Linked DNA regions of Homo sapiens: region 1 is linked to region 2. Evidence: chromatin contacts called from ENCODE Hi-C data. All regions are on one chromosome and are shown on one strand. The core of a region is the stretch at or near the end of the contact, and the rest is flanking DNA. Distances in the headings are between cores, read along the strand shown. Region 1 overlaps LOC105379182 (a long non-coding RNA gene). Region 2 overlaps FSTL4 (follistatin like 4).

Region 1 (4,889 bases), core at 1,553-4,052, 460 kb after region 2:
CTGTGGCTCCTCCTCCAGTTCTGTGCCTCCTCCTCTGGTTCTGTGGCTCCTCCCCTGGTTCTGTGGCTCCTCCTCTGGTTCTGTGGCTCCTCCCCTGGTTCTGTGGCTCCTCCTCTGGTTCTGTGGCTCCTCCCCTGGTTCTGTGGCTCCTCCTTCGGTTCAGTGGCTCTTTGTCCGGTTCTGTGTCTCCTCCTCCGGTTCTGTGGCTCCTCCTCCAGTTCTGTGACTCCTCCTCTGGTTCTGTGGCTCCTCCTCCAGTTCTGTGGCTCCTCTTCTGGTTCTGTGGCTCCTCCTCTGGTTCTGTGACTCCTCCTCTGGTTCTGTGGCTCCTCCTCTCGTTCTGTGGCTCCTCCCCTGGTTCTGTGGCTCCTCCTTCGGTTCAGTGGCTCTTCGTCCGGTTCTGTGGCCCCTCCTCTGGTTCTGTGGCCCCTCCTCTGGTTCTGTGGCCCCTCCTCCGGTTCTGTGGCCCCTCCTCTGGTTCTGTGTCTCCTCCTCCAGTTCTGTGGCCCCTCCTCCGGTTCTGTGGCTCCTCATGACCTTGCTGTTATCACAGCTCTACAGCTGGCTCCCACCATGGTTTAGAGAAAGGCCTCAGCTCCACGAGGCAAACAGGCAAGAGCTTTTTTTTGTTTTTTTCCTCTCCCTGAAAATCCCATAATTTGGGGTCACTTTTGGCTCTAAGGATGATGTTATCTTCAGGTATTAAAGAGTCTTATCTAGTCCAGCTAAAATCAAAACTTTATACAGCACTGTGAATATATTATCCTACTGAGCTATACACTTAAAAAAATGATCAGTAGGGTAAATTTTTATCTGTATTTTACCACAATTTAAATTTTTAAAAATCTAAAAACACTTTACTCTCACAAGCAATCTTAGCCTTTTGTCTCCCTCACTCAAGCCTGCACCTCAGCTCAGGGACTGGCAAGGGGGGCCAGTGGGGGTACATTGTTTAATGACATGAGATGAGTGGCTGTACTAGTCAGAGTCCTCCAGAGAAACAGAACCAATAGCAGCCATATATACACATAAAGAGTTTGTGAACATGGCTACTGAGAGATGGCAGACAGATTGAGAGAGAGAGAGACTTCTAAGGAATTGGCTCACATGATTATGGGGTCCGGCAAATCCAAAATCTGTAGAGCTGATGTCCTAGTTTAAGCCCAAAGGCCAGAAGTCGCTGTGGAACCAGGAAAAGCCTATGTTCCAGTTCACAGGCCATCAGGCAGAAGAATTCTTAATTGGGGGAGGGTCAGCGTTTTTGTTTTATTCAGGCCTTCAACTAATTGGATAAGGCCCAACCACGTTAAAAAAGATAACCTGCTTTACTCTGTCTACTACTTAAATGTTATTCTCAGCAAGGTGTGGTGGCACATGCCTGTAATCCCAGCATTTTGGGAGTCTGAGGCAGGTGGATCACTTGAGTCCAGGAGTTCAAGACCAGCTTGGGCAACATGATGAAACTTACATCTCTGCAAAAAATACAAAAATTAGCCAGGCATGGTGGCACGTACCTGTAGTCCCAGCTACTCAGAGGCTGAGGTGGGAGGATCACTTGAGCCTGGGAGGCAGAGGTTGCAGTCAGCTGAGATCGCACCACTGCACTCCAGCCTGGAGGCTGGGCAATGGAGCGAGATCCTATCTCAAAAAGAACAAGGCCAGTCTGGGTAACACAGCAAGACCTCATCTCTAGAAAAATAAAAATAAAAACTTTGTTTGATGTGGTGATGCACATCTGTAGTCCTAGCTGTTTGGGAAGCTGAGGAAGGAGGATCACCTGAGCCCAGGAGTTTCAGGCTGCAGTGAGCTGTGATCATGCCACTGCACTCCAACCTGGGTGACAAAGCAAGACTCTGACTCTTGAAAAAAATAGTAACAAAAAATAAGAAAAGTTATTCTCATCCAAAAACACCCTCACAGAAGCACTCGGAATAATGTCTAACCAAATATCTGGGTGGCATGTGGCCCAGTCAAGTCAACACATAAAATTAACCAACACAGAAGTACAGAGTAGAGACAGTGGGCCCTGCCCTGTTTCCAGCAGCCCTCACTACTGGCTGGTGTCCCTGGGCCTCAACTTCCGCATTTCTTCAGTGAGATAAGGTCTGTGAACCCCTCTGTAAGCTACAAATGTGTGCTGTTGGAGTTGGAGTGAGTTGGAGTTGTTGGAGTTGTTGTTGTTATGATTATTTTAGCGACCTTAGTAAATACCCTGAAGGTTGCTGAGGAACTTGGCAGGGTTCCCACGAGCAGCTGAGGTGGGGGTGGGGGTGGGGTTGAAATAATTGCCAAATACCTTCCTGGAATGTTGATTTCCAAAGGGAATTTATGGTCCCTGGTAGTCATTATTTCAGGGCGACTTATCAGAAAAACTGCCCGCAGCATCATCATAAGCACTTATTCCACAGGAAAGTTGTTTGCAAAACACAACAAACATCAATAATGATGTTCACAGAGCTGTAAATCTTCTAAGCCTGCCTTCCCTTCCTGGGACTAAGACACTTGATTTGGTTCTCCAGGAGCTCAGAAGTTTCCAAATAGATAACAGAATATCAAAGTCCATTAAGCAAGGTAATTTACAATAGTGGCAGGCCAAATTCAGGGAAATACATTAGGGCATTTTCCCATTTGGTTTGTAGAAAAGACATTATTCTAAGCACACAAACAATGAATGCTGTTAGGTGACAATGAGGAAATCTGTTCACTCTCCTAACGAGTTTATTCATCCCCCTCACCATGCAGCACATTAATTTTGAGTGAAAGTTGCACCACCAGATAAGATTCTCAAAGCTCTGACATAAACACCTGAGACCTCATTTCCGACCCATTAAGTAAGCATCACTGGGCATTGTAACAAAGAGAAGCGGGGGCACAAAGGTGACTTCCTTTAGAGCTCTGACTCTTACCTCAAGCTATCCCTGGAGTTATGAAACAAAGAAGCAATTTCAAATTGTGCACTGCAGAAACTTTCAGAGGCCCTGAGAGTGTTTGGGGAGAGGAATAAAATGTAAAGTGATACTAAACATGAAGTGAAATTGCTACATTTTTTTTCATGTTTTAAAAAACAACCAAAGTTTGTTTCCATTCTCTGCTGCTCTCTCCAGGTTGCACTCCCCTTTGCCCCCACCCCACCTCAGAGTGGACTCCATTTCCAGGTGTAGTCAGGAACCGGGTCAGAATGGACCCTCTCACCCATAGAAAAAAATGGGAATTATTCATGCTACTCTGTGGCCCATTCATGGAGCAACCTAAAGAGATGGAAGAGAAACTAACTCACAATTTAGTAGTTATTGAGCTCCTACTATATATCTTTGTTGCAAAGGACAGGAAACCAACTCAAACTAACTTAAGCAAAACAATGAATGTATTGATAATCAGGATCAATCATCCCACTAGTATGGTGATATGGTTTGGATCTGTGTCCCCACCCAAATCTCATGTTGAATTGTAATCCTCCCTGTTGGAGGTGGGGCCTGGTGAGAGGTAACAGGATCATGGGGGGTGAAGTTCCCATGAATGGGTTAGCGCCATTCCCCTTGGTACTGTTCTTGTGATAGTGAGTGAGTTATCGTGAGATCTGGTTGTTTAAGCGTGTGTAGCTCCTCCCCTCTCTCTCTCTGTCTCTCTCTCTCTTCCTCCTGCTCCAGCCACATAAGACATTCCTGCTTCCTCTTTGCCTTCCACTATGATTGTAAGTTTCATGAGGCCTCCCAAGAAGCATAAGCCACTATGCTTCCTGCATGGCCTGCAGAACTCTGAGCCAATTAAACCTCTTTTCTTTATAAGTTATCCAGTCTCAGGTATTTCTTTTCTTTTTTTTTTTTTGAGATGGAGTTTCGCCCTTGTTGCCCAGGCTGGAGTGCAAAGGTGTGATCTTGGCTCACTGCAACCTCCACCTCCCAGGTTCAAGTGATTCTCCTGCCTCAGCCTCCCAAGTAGGTGGGATTACAGGCATGCTCCACCACACCTGGCTAATTTTTGTATTTTTAGTAGAGACAGGATTTCACCATGTTGGTCAGGCTGGTCTCGAACTCCTGACCTCAGGTGATCCACCCACCTCAGCCTCCCAAAGTGCTGAGATTACAGGCGTAAGCCACTGCACCCGACCTCAGGTATTTCTATATAGCAATGCGAAAACTAATACAAATGGTAAACACCATCTGTGCCTGTTAGCAGCCTAACATTAGAGGCTAGGTAGCAGTCTAAACTTCCAATTCTGTGGTGTCATTGTTGTGTTTCCTGGTTTCTCCCTTGAAAACCAAGACTTCCAAACTAGCTGAGTCCAAAGTTGCAAAGTCAGGAAGCAAAAATTATGAGTGTGTTATTAGGTATAGTAGTGAAGGAAGCTTTGCTCACTTTTACCTTCTTGATTCCAGGATCCCTGTATTTTGATGCTATTCTCTAAAATCCTCCCCCCACCCCCTGCCAAGGATGCAATATTGTTTTTAGCTTACTATCCTTGCAGGAAGAGGAAAATTCATAATAGCTCTCAGTCTATAGGTCAGGGAGCTAATGTGATGATTCTGTCAATTGCAGAGTATGTCTATTCCAATTAGATACCTAGAGACTAAGGAAGTATCACAAGAGTGAGTCCATGGGCCCAGTGTGAGATGAAGTTTGGTCAAAACTCCATTTATCAGCTCACCACCATAAACCTTTCCTTTGACTAGTAGACCAAGGGGGTAGTTTGAGTTCCCAGGAATTAGCAAAAATTAAAATCTAGTGTCTAGCGGCCCCTAAAAGGACTGCCTGTTTCCTCATTCCTCAGATCCAGTGTCTGCAGATCCCAGTGGTCAAGGCTTAGGAGTAGTTTTGCAGTATATATATGGATGTATTTGTGGCATTTTGCAGATTTCTTTCTCAAGAAGGCCAAGAACCGTGTTGATCAC
Region 2 (5,033 bases), core at 2,032-4,531:
ATACCTGGCTTGGATCAACGTGAAGCCGGTTCTACTTGTGGGCCCAGCTCCTGGAGAGAGGGTGACAGAGCCCTGGTATGGACGCGGTGGGAGCCAGGATCTCCTCTGCCTCAATGTTTTCCACTGTATTCTCCCCAGCGAGGCCTCTGGGCAGTCCCCTTGCAATCTAACATCTAGACCTTAAACCTCTGCTCCGGATGCTGCCACCCCAGCTGAATAACCTTCTTCATGATCCTGAAGAAATGCTTTAGTGGATGATAGTTCTTCTGTTTCTCTGGGAAGTGGAAACTTGATTTTTAAATGAGATTTCTCCCTAAGGCTTCACCTACCTTTCAGCAAAACTTCCAAGAAAAGAGCAGCTCCCGACACCAAACAGCAGGTGCCGCACATCACATTTACGGCCCCGTGTGTGGAGGAAGGCAGGCCAGCCCATGACATAGCAGCGGTCCGAGTAACCCGCTGGGTTCCAGTGGAACCCAGGCTGGAAGGGACCGTGGCTGTTGGCCTAATAAGCCCTAACAAGCTAGCCTGCCAGGGGCTGTGCACTGCGCTGTTTACCAAGGATGTCCTGAGGTCAGTACATGTGACTCCATGAGCAGTGAGCATGTTGCTCTCTGGCCTTGAGATGTTTAACTCTTGGTTGGCGTTAATCTGGATTGCAAGTTTTATTTCTGAGACTGATCATTCAAGAGCTATCAAGCATTGGTCAGGCACGGTGGTTCACATCTGTAATCCCAGCACTTGGGGAGGCTGAGGTGGGTGGATCACTTGAGGCCAGGAGTTTGAGACCAGCCTGGCCAACATGGCAAAACACCTATCTGTACTAAAAATACAAAAATTAGGTGGGCATGGTGGCACACACCTATAGTTCCAGATACTTGAGAGGCTGAGGCAGGAGAATCACTTGAGCCTGGGAAGCAGAGGTTGCAGTGAGCCAAGATTGCGCCCCTGCACTCCAGCCCGGGTGACAGAGTGAGACTGTCTCAAAAAAAAAAAAAAAAAAAAAGCTATTAAGCTTTTTTAAGGGAACTCATCACAGGTAGTCAGCTGCTCAGCTTGAAAGAACATTCTATTTATTTGTACATTCAATAAATGTTTATTGAGTGCTCACTATGTGCCAGGCTCTGGACCACTGTCTGGGTTCACAAGGGTGAACAAGTCAGACATAGACCCTACCTACATGGAGCTTACAGTCTGATGAAGAAGCCAACAGAGCAACCCGGAATTGACCAATTGACCTGTCATCAAAAGGAAGAGGTCTGCTGCTGGGACAGCAGCTCAAGTGCAGTCATAATAAAAAGGGCTGTAAATCTCCAATGCCTCTCTGTGCCATCTAAGGCATTCATACCCCAACAAAAACCATGAGAATAGGCAGAAAGTGCTGGGTCCAAGCTTTGGGGAATTTATCTTGAGAAGGAGGGAAGGAGCAAAGGAAGCTGCCACCAACATGGAAAAGGAAAACATCTGAAGATGAACTGTGCTGCGGTCTGGCGATGTCTGCCTGCAGATGCAGTGCCAGTTTCACTAACAGCTAATGCAAACTGATGCAAAAACGTCCATATTGCAAAGGAAAAGTGGAATCCCAAGACTGTTGATGGAATCTGCTCAGTATGGAAGGAAATGCCATGCAAATGTGTGTTTGAAAGATAATCAGGAAGCCAGACTGCAATGCCAAGAAAAATAAACCCAGTCTGATAATCCAGACTATCCTGGGCCAAAGAGCCAGATCTGAGCATTGCACAGGTTTCTGGCTGGCACTACCCTAGCATCAATGCTGCAGAGCAACATTTACTACAAGCAACTGAAACAATAGGAGAATCTGTTAAAAATAATCAGGCTCCCATGAAACATAACTGGCAAGGGTAGGGGCTGCCCAGAGGTTAGTCTGGGCTCAGCCATGGTTGTTGCAGGCCCTCAAGAGTTCACAGAAATGGACTGCTTCCAGAGAATGCTGTAGGGCTTACAGAGGCTGACCCCTCACCTTGCCCATGGTGCACTTCTCCCTGCCAGAGAACTAGCCAGGCCACCCACAGCACAGCCTCACAGCTCCACAGCAGAAACAGACGCCAGGGGCCCCAGCTATGGTGAGAGTGAGCAGGTGGCAGGGGCTGTCTCACCACAGCACATGGCTTGCAGGGTGTGCAGGTAAGGAGAAGGTGTTGGTATGCACGAGAGTGGGGATCCCAAGGCCTCCCAGGGAGGGCAGGGGCTCTGAGATCCCTCAGCTGTACAAATTGGCAGGAGGGAACTTCAGAGCAAGCCTACAGGGAAGCTCTGCATTTCCTGGGAATGATGACTCCTGGGCCCCTTGCTGATAATCCAGACTACCCTGGGCCAAAGAGCCAGGCCTGAGCATTGAAAAGGAACTTGCAGGCTGTCATGGACCAAAGCCACCTATGGAGAATGATATGGTTTGGCTGTGTCCCCACCCAAATCTCATCTTGAATTGTAGCTACCATCATCCTATGTGTCGTGGGAGGGACCCAGTGGGAGGTAACTGAATCATGGGGGCAGGTTTTTCCCATGCTGTTCTCATGATAGTGAATAAGACTTATATGAGATCTGATGGTTTTATAAAGGGCAGTTCCCCTGCACAAACTCTTGCCTGCCACCATGTAAGATGTGCCTTTGCTCCTCCTTCACCTCCCACCATGACTGTGAGCCCTCCCCAGCCATGTGGAACTAAGAGTCCATTAAATCTCTTTTTCTTTGTAAATTGCCCAGTCTTGGGTATTTCTTCATAGCAATAAGAAAATGAACTAATACAGAGATAGCACAAATGCCCAGCAAAGGGCATGTGACAGAAGGCCGGCCTTGTTCAGGGATGCAAGTGTACATGCCCCTACATGTGTGTGGACTGCAGAAGCCCATTCCTAGCACCCATCCCAATAAAAGGGCTAGGATAAGCTGGCTGGGGCTCTGACTGGACCCTCTTTAAAGCCTGACCATTTAAGCGCACTCCAGTCCCCCGTGGATGGGCTAGTTATCATCTATTCTTTCATCACAGTTTACCCTCTGACACTGGCTTCAGAGTTGCCTCATTATTTAGCCTGGAGGCCAAGGCCAGGTCATGATCCAGCCTTTTCCTTTTGGTGCTTCGGAGCTTCTCATGATAAGTCTTTGTGTTTCAGTAAGGCACAGGCGGGACATGGTAGTGGGAGACATCAGTAGGTCTCCAGGGCAGGTAGGGGCCTCTGGGTAGGGGCAGAACATGCTCAGCAGGAAATAAAATCCTTTCCTGCTGCCAGTTCTGTTATACAGCTCCCAGGCTGCCTCCTTGGCTCTCACCCAGGGCAAGGCCTTGCCCAGCATTCTGCACTACAGAGGTGCTGGCTATAAAGGCTTTCCTGTCTGTGGCTCCTCCCTGCAGCCTGCCAGGCCTCCAAGCGAGAATGTCCACTCCTGCTGTCTTTCTCTGGACTCTTCTCTCCCTACCCCCACCTCAAATCTCCAGCTCTCCTCATCCTGGCTCCAGCCACCTGGCTGCCTTTCACTTCCTTCTACCTTCCTCCACATACACCTCTGCCTAAGTAGGAGGTCCATATAGATTCTCTCTCCCTGGGTGTGGCACCTTCTCTGCTGTACAGCAAATTGGGCAATGTCCTCCTCTCCCAGGCATGGACTCCTGAAGCAAACGGAAGGCCCTGCACAAGTGGCACCATCATCATCTCTGAGCCCTCTCTTTGCAGAACATTGAAATGGAGGAAGAAAAAAGCTTTAAGCAGCATTTCATTGAAAGGCTTCTCACACAGAACTTTGACGATGACACTGGGAGAGGCTACTTATAAAAATAAAACTTTTTAAGAAATAGAGTTTTTCTTCACTCGGTTTTCTTAAACCAAGATTTAAGAAATCTCGGTTTTCTTCAGTAGCCCAGGAGGAAGGAAGAATAGAAGATATCTACTAGCCCACATGAGAGAAAAGCTTTATTCTCTTACATTTACAAGAATCATCATGTGTCAAAGAGAAATATGCTATTCTATAAGGTTTAAAACAGGTCATCTTAGAATTCTCATCCTGCCTTTGCCAAAACATAAAGAGAATTTCTCCTGCTTTCTAGACCTCCACTGCTGTATCTGCACTTGGTGGAAGCCCTTTCTACACGCTGCTCAGCAACATGGTCTCTATCGTCTCTTAAGTAACAACATAACACAGTGAAAAGAGCCTAGTGTCAGCGGTCAGGGTCAGGACACTTGAAATGTAGCCACACTTCTGCAACCGATGTCAGTGTGAGGGCTTCATATTCCCCTTCTGTAAAATGGGGATTCCTTCCTTCTTACTTTGCATAGGTGTCATAGAATTAGTTGAGATCGTGAATGTGACAGCTCAGAGCTTTCTAAATGTAAGCACCTTGTATTTATTAGGTAACAGTTCTTATTATTGCTGCAGGGAAAGGTGCCATGCAGTTCAGAATCAAGCTCAATTCAGGCATGGTTTGAAGGGTAACTTCAGCCAAAGAACTTTCTAGCTCTTCTCCTTTTTCTTTGTCAAGGATTTTAAAACATTAATATTACCCTTGACAGTAACCATAAATTTTGGTTTAAAAATGAAATGTGTCTGCCCCAGGTAGTGCCATTTCTCTGTCCAGAAAATAATTTCATGAGACATTCTAAGAGTTTCTTTCAATGGCCACAAAGAGGACACTTCAGCAGCCGCTGCTGTAGGAAAATTTGTTCTCTTAAGCATGTGCTTCTGAACAACCAAGGAGGCAGAGTTCACATTCACAGCCAGCTCTTGGGAGCAGATGCTGAAGAATATCTGCCTGGAGACTCACAGAGAAAGCAGGAGGGAACCCTTTATGGGCAGGTAATGGCGCAGCTTCCCATGCAGGCAGACCTTGCTGGTTCAGGCTAATTGGGAGGACAGCCAGCCTGTGTTGGCAACAGCTGAATTTGGGAACATTGAAAGTGAAAAGTAATTTAATTTCAGTACATGCAGCAACTCAAATTAGGCTAAGGAAGCATGGCCAGGACTTGCTGCTCAGCAGAGGTCCTTTAAACCCACTTTAAGAGAGGTAAATGATTTATAATCAG

Evidence for each region. Hi-C counts contacts between places; a loop is a spot of excess contacts on that map. Pooled maps may share reads with other maps.
Region 1: a loop to region 2 is called in a map of K562, with 5 times the contacts of the local background. The contact joins two enhancer-like sites. A Hi-C loop is called at or near these places in 5 of 168 maps with a recorded cell type or tissue (Caco-2, Calu3, K562 and 2 more), 8 of 37 single-sample maps with no recorded cell type and 11 of 50 pooled maps.

What each region holds. Positions count from the first base shown.
Region 1 is chr5:133,936,254-133,941,142 of GRCh38, forward strand. All of the region lies in intron 3 of LOC105379182 (a long non-coding RNA gene), which reads right to left. Among named protein-coding and RNA genes, the nearest start is that of WSPAR, 25 kb to the left of the region's middle. Within about 2 kb of position 2,803, at least 4 of the 41 ENCODE cell types and tissues checked have a DNase peak (open chromatin) inside an H3K27ac peak, as active enhancers do.
Region 2 is chr5:133,480,555-133,485,587 of GRCh38, forward strand. The region is part of intron 3 of FSTL4 (follistatin like 4); the gene reads right to left. Among named protein-coding and RNA genes, the nearest start is that of MIR1289-2, 55 kb to the left of the region's middle. RefSeq lists enhancers at 1,577-2,078, 2,079-2,578. Within about 2 kb of position 3,282, at least 2 of the 41 ENCODE cell types and tissues checked have a DNase peak (open chromatin) inside an H3K27ac peak, as active enhancers do.